2 separate regions of the Homo sapiens genome follow, and region 2 is linked to region 1. Evidence: read pairs that join two places in POLR2A ChIA-PET (ENCODE). Cell type or tissue: K562. All regions are shown on one strand. Each heading gives the region's core, and the rest is flanking DNA. Links, peaks and the distances in the headings are about the cores only.

The links. Peaks named below come from ENCODE experiments on the same cell type or tissue, not always from the same donor. Only the 100,000 strongest peaks of a DNase experiment are listed, where the experiment ranks them.
Region 2: POLR2A ChIA-PET joins it to region 1 with 6 read pairs; 5 of 35 experiments call an interaction of 5 or more read pairs at or near these places.

The regions. Positions count from the first base shown.
Region 1 is chr17:1,838,423-1,841,334 of GRCh38, reverse strand. All of the region lies in intron 1 of RPA1 (replication protein A1), which reads right to left. Among named protein-coding and RNA genes, the nearest start is that of RPA1, 9.9 kb to the right of the region's middle. In K562, for the core only: no CTCF peak of the experiment used is centred there; a DNase peak (open chromatin) is centred at 1,614.
Region 2 is chr17:2,293,180-2,296,091 of GRCh38, reverse strand. All of the region lies in intron 4 of SMG6 (SMG6 nonsense mediated mRNA decay factor), which reads left to right. Among named protein-coding and RNA genes, the nearest start is that of SMG6, 9.1 kb to the left of the region's middle. In K562, for the core only: no CTCF peak of the experiment used is centred there; no DNase peak of the experiment used is centred there.

The DNA of each region.
Region 1 (2,912 bases), core at 165-2,664:
GAGGCTCCCTCTCAAAATAAAAAATAAAAAGATTAAAAAGGAACAGATAAAACTTCCTTTATTTGTAGACAATATGATCGTTTACATAGAAAATCCTAAGGTATCTATAAAAACTAGTAAGTTGATTTAGCAAGTTTGCAGGACACAAGGCTGGTGTGGAATAATCACTTGTATTTCAATATACTAGCAATAAACAACTGAAGAATGAAATTTTCAAAAATGCCACTTAAACACCATCAAAAGAACTTTCTTTATTTTATTTTATTTTTTTTGAGACGGAGTTTCGCTCTGTCGTGCTAGAGCGTGGTGGTGCAATCTCAGCTCACTGCAACCTCTAATGCCCGGGTTCAAGCAATTCTCCTGCTGCAGCCTCCCGCGTAGCTGGGGTTACAGGCATGCACCACCACACCTGGCTAATTTTTGTATTTTTAGTAGAGACAGGGTTTCACTACGTTGGCCAGGCTGGTCTCAAACTCCTGACCTCTGGTGATCTGCCCGCCTCAGCCTCCCAAAAAGTGCTGGGATTACAGGCGTGAGCCACCGTGCCAGGCTTCAAAAGTAAATTATTTAGGGATATATTTAACAGTATACATATGTAAGAACTGCACACCGAAAACTACCAACAAGGCTGCAAACGGCGGCTCTTGCCTATAATCCCAGCATTTCGGAGACGGAAGCAGGAGGATCGCTTGAGCTCAGGAGTTCGAGACCAGTCGGGGCAACAGAAGGAGACCTGTCTCTATAAAAAATTAGCCAGGTGGTGGCTCACGCCTGTAATCCTAGCACTTTGGGAGGCCAAGGTGGGAGGATCACGAGGTCAGGAGATTGAGACCATCCCGGCTAACACGGTGAAACCCTGTCTCTGCTAAAAATATAAAAAATTAACCGGGCGTGGTGGGACGTGCCTGTAGTCCCAGCTATTTGGGAGGCTGAGGCAGGAGAATTGCTTGAACCTGGGAGGCGGAGGTTGCAGTGAGCTGAGATCGCGCCACTGCACTCCAACCTGGGCAGCACAGAAAGAATCCATCTCAAAAAAAATTAGCCAGGTATGTGGTGCACACCTGTAGTCCCAGCTACTCAGAAAGCTGAGGAAGAATCACTCGAGCCCAGGAGGTCTAGGCTGTAGTGAGCTGTGATTGCACCACTGCACTCCAGCCTGGGTGACAAAGCATGACCCTGTCTCAAAACAAACAAACAAACGTCTGTTTTCATTTTCTTTTTCTTTTTTTTTATTGTACTTTGTTTCTCTATACTTCAGTGTATGCAAAGGGATCAGCACTTTGGGAGGCTGAGACAGGAGGATCGCTTGAGGTCAGGAGTTCGAGACCAACCTGGCCAACATGGTGAAACCCCGTCTCTACAAAAAATACAAAAAGTAGTTGGGTGTGGTGGCACATGCCTATAGTCCCAGCTACTCGAGAGGCTGAGGCAGGAGGATTGTTTGCATCTGGGAAGCAGAGGCTGCAGTAAGGTGAGATGGCACCACTGTACTCTACCTGAGTGATAGTAAAGCCCTGTCTCAAAAAAAAAAAAAAAAAAAAAAAAACTAGCTGGGCGCAGTCGTCCCAGCTACTCAGAGGGTGAGGAGGGAGGATCACTTGAGCCAGGGAGATAAAGCTGCAGTAAACTATGATCATGTATGTCACTGCACTCCAGCTTGGATGACTAAGTGAGATCCTGTCTCAAAAAAAAAAAAAAATGAAGCTAGAGGCCAGGCACGGTGGCTCACGCCTGTACTCCCAGCATTTTGGGAGCCCAAGGCAGGTGGATCACATGAGGTTGGGAGATCAAGACTAGCCCAGCCAGCATAGTGAAACCCCGTCTCTACTAAAAATATAAAAATTGGCTGGGTGTGGTGGCGGGCACCTGTAATCCCAGCTATTCAGGAGGCTGAGGTAGGAGAATCGCTTGAACCCGAGAGGTGGAGGTTGCAGTGAGCCGAGATCTCACCACTGCACTCCAGCCTGGCGACAGAGCTAGACTCCATCTCAAAAAAAATAAAAAATAAAAAATAAAAATGAAGCTGGAGAATTTACAATGCCAGATTTCAAGATTTACTATAAATCTTCAATGTTTATGATGATGTGGTATTGACATAAGCACCAACATAGAAATCAATTGACATTCCAGAAACAGATACACATATACAGTCCATTGATTTTATATAAAGTGACTAAGGGGCCGGGCGCAGTGGCTCACGCCTGTAATCCCAGCACTTTGGGAGGCCGAGGCAGGTGGATCACGACGAGGTCAGGAGATTGGGACCATCCCGGCTAACACGGTGAAATACCGTCTCTACTAAAAATACAAAAAAAAATTAGCCGGGCATGGTGGCGGGTGCCTGTAGTCCCAGCTACTCGGGAGGCTGAGGCAGGAGAATGCTGTGAATCCGGGAGGTGGAGCTTGCAGTGAGCCGAGATCGTGCCACTGCACTCCAGCCTGGGTGACAGAGCGAGGCTCCATCTCAAAAATAAAAAATTAAAAAAATAAATAAATAAAGTGACTAAGTAACTCAATGAAATGGGATAGTGTTTTCAATAAACAGGGCTGGAACAACTGAATATCTGTATTTAAAAAAGAGCTATATATCATAGATAAAATAGTAAACTTGAAATGCATTACAGACCACAAGGCAAAGCGAAAACTATAAAACTTCTGGAAGAAAACACAGCATAAAAGATTTGTGACCTTGGGTCGGGTAGGCAAAGATTTCTTTTTTTTTTTTTTTTTTGAGACTGAGTTTCACTCTTGTTGCCCAGGCTGAAGTGCAATGGTGCGATCTTGGCTCACCACAACCTCCACCTCCTGGGTTCAAGTAATTCTCCTGACTCAGCCTCCTGAGTAGCTGAGGTTACAGGCATGCGCCACCACGCCCGGCTAATTTTGTATTTTTAGTAGAGACGGGATTTCTC
Region 2 (2,912 bases), core at 93-2,592, 450 kb before region 1:
TTTGTTCTTAGAACCAGTCACTTGGGCAAATTGGTGAGTTTGAATGGGAGCTGGGCAAGAGTGGAGATAGAGGAGTCAGGTTGTAGGTCTGAACTAAGATAGAGGTCGTGGAGATGGGAAAGAGAAGACAGATTGGAAAGAAAGAAAGGAAATAGAATGGAATTGTTGACTGATTTGGTGTGAGGGATGAGATTGGAGGCATGAAGAGTCTGAATCATCTCCCAGCTGGTAGTCCAGGGGAGTGGCTGCAAAGGAAAGAGATTGGTTCAGGTTTGGATATGCTGATGTGGAGGTGTGTGTGTTACAGGAACTTGAAAGTGAACAAGTGAATATTGTGGTCTCTCTGGAGGTCAGGAGAAAGCTGGGCTGGTGATATAGATTCATGAGTCATCATGATACAGGTGGTGGTTGAAGCAAAAGTTGGGGTACTGGGAAGGCTGGCCAGAAACGGGGGTTACATTTCAAGGTGGGGGTAGGTAAAATTGTCAAGTGCAATGGAGCTGTCAAATGTTAAGATTACTAAAAAGTGTCCGTTGGATTGGATGAACTTATCAAGAGTTAATTTAGTTGGGGAAACTGGAAGCCGGATTGTAGTGAAGAGAGATAAAGCAGTAGAGATTGCCAGAGAGTAATATAGACCATTCTTTTAAGCATCTTGGCTGCGAAGACAAGGAGGGAAGACAGCTAAAAGAACATAGGGTTCTAAGAGAAGGTTTTTTGTTCTTTGTTTTTCGTTTTTTTTGTCTGTACCACGCCTGGCCAGTTTTTGTTTTAAGATTGGAAAGTTGAGCATATTTAGGAAGCAGTTAGAGATGCATTAGGGAGAGCAGCGTGATTTATGGAGCAGAGGCTTCCTCTTGCCTTTTTGCTCCTTCTACTACATACACACTTTCTTACTGATGGACAGATGTTTTTGGCTGGGCGCAGTGGCTCACTCTTTAATCCCAGCCCTTTGGGAGGCCAAGGCAGGCAGATCACCTGAGGTCAGGAGTTTGAGACCAGCCTGGCCCAACATGGCGAAACCCCCTCTCTACTAAAAATACAAAAATTAGCTGGGTGTGGTGGTGCATGCCTGTAATCCCAGCTACTCAGGAGGCTGAGACAGGAGAATCGCTTAAAAACCAGAAGGCAGTGGTTGCAGTGAGCTAAGACTGCGTTATTGCACTCTAGCCTGGGCAACAAAGTGAGACTCTATCTCAAAAAAAAAAAAAAGTGTTTATTGAGTTCCTCTTACATGCTTGGTGGTATTTTAGGCAGAGGCAATTCAGTGCAGATTGAAAAAAAACCGTGCTCCTGTTTCTTGGAGTTTAGTGTTTGATTGCTGGTGAGTACAGACTTTGGATGAGTAATTGCTGATGGAGTGACTTTTGCCAAGGATGTTGGGGGTGTATACTGTAAAGGGTTAACCTAGTTTTAAAGAATCCTGTGAGACTGAGAAAATCATAGTTAAACTAACGCTGAAGGCCGAAAGCTTCAGCCAGGTGAAGGTGTATGTGTAGATGCAAGGAGAGGAACATTTTAGGGGAAGAGGACAATATACTTAAAGGCCCTGAAGTGGAGAACACCGTGGTGTGTTAGGGGAACTTTGGAGTCTGGTCTGACTGAGGTACAGAAAGTGACCGGGAATATGGTGCTGATGAGGTAAGCAGAGGCTCAATCGTCCAGGACTTCATGCTGAGGCTGACGGAGAGCCTTTGAAAGAATTTGTTTTGTTTTGTTTTGTTTTTGTCTCTTACCAACATGACAAAGTGGATGTAGTATGGAGGCATAATCAGTTCTCTTTGTGCTTTATCAGTTAAATACAGAGGATTCTTAACACCTTTGGGGATGTTCATTCATAGAATCTGTGGAACAGTTAGGACTTGGGGTATGTGATATGTAGTCATTATAACTTTGCTGAGGTACAAATTTGAGTTATGTGCTAGGTAGGAGGTTAATGTGCAGTAGCTATTTCGCTTAGTGAGTGTGCCTTCCTGAGGGGTCAGTATCTTCTTCTCAATGAAGCTTTGTTCTTTATTCAGTGATATGTTAATTTCTTTTGTGTGGAGTGGAGTGGAATTATATTGTGTGCTGTGAGGTGGTGTTCCCTAGGGAGATATTTTGGGGGGCACATGCCTTGGGATTGGTTTACTCTGTTTTCTGAGTGACAGATGCCAAGCCAATCAGTGAGAAAACACATAGTCCTGCACAGTGTGTGGCACGTTGTTAATGTGTGATAAAGGACGATCCATTGTTTTAGGTGAAGGTAATGTAATGCCGTGGTACAATTCAGTGATGTTAACAGTTTGAAGAAAGACTATAATGATGGCAAAAAAAGTGGGTGGGCGTGATGGCTCACGCCTGTAATCCCAGCACTTTGGGATGCTGAGGCAGGCACATGGATCACTTGAGGCCAGGAGTTTGAGACCAGCCTGGGCAACATGGCGAAACCCTGTCTCTATTAAAAATAAAAAAATTAGCCAGGCATGGTGGCGCATGCCTATCATCCCAGTTACTCAGGAGGCTGAGGCACGAGAATCACTTGAGCTCAGGAGGTGGAGGTTGCAGTGAGCTGAGATCACGCCACTACACTCCAGCCTGGGCAACAGAGTGAGACGCTGTCTCAGAAATTATTAGGGGGGAAAAAAAAGAATAGAGTAAACAATTGTTTTCATATTTGTTTGTCTCTTTATAGTTTATAAAATATTTTTACATTTATTTCCTCCAGTTACCCTATAGAGTAGTTACTTTTACATTCAGGTGAAGAAACTGAGTCCCAGAGCATCTCAAAGACTTCCTTGAGATCCAACACTATTCCGTAGAGTCAGATCTCCTGACTACTAATATCAAAATATTTTCTTTCATTTGCCTGGGACTCAAGAATCACCCTCTCTCTTTCTCACTAAATTTTGTATCACACTGCTGACTGTTTT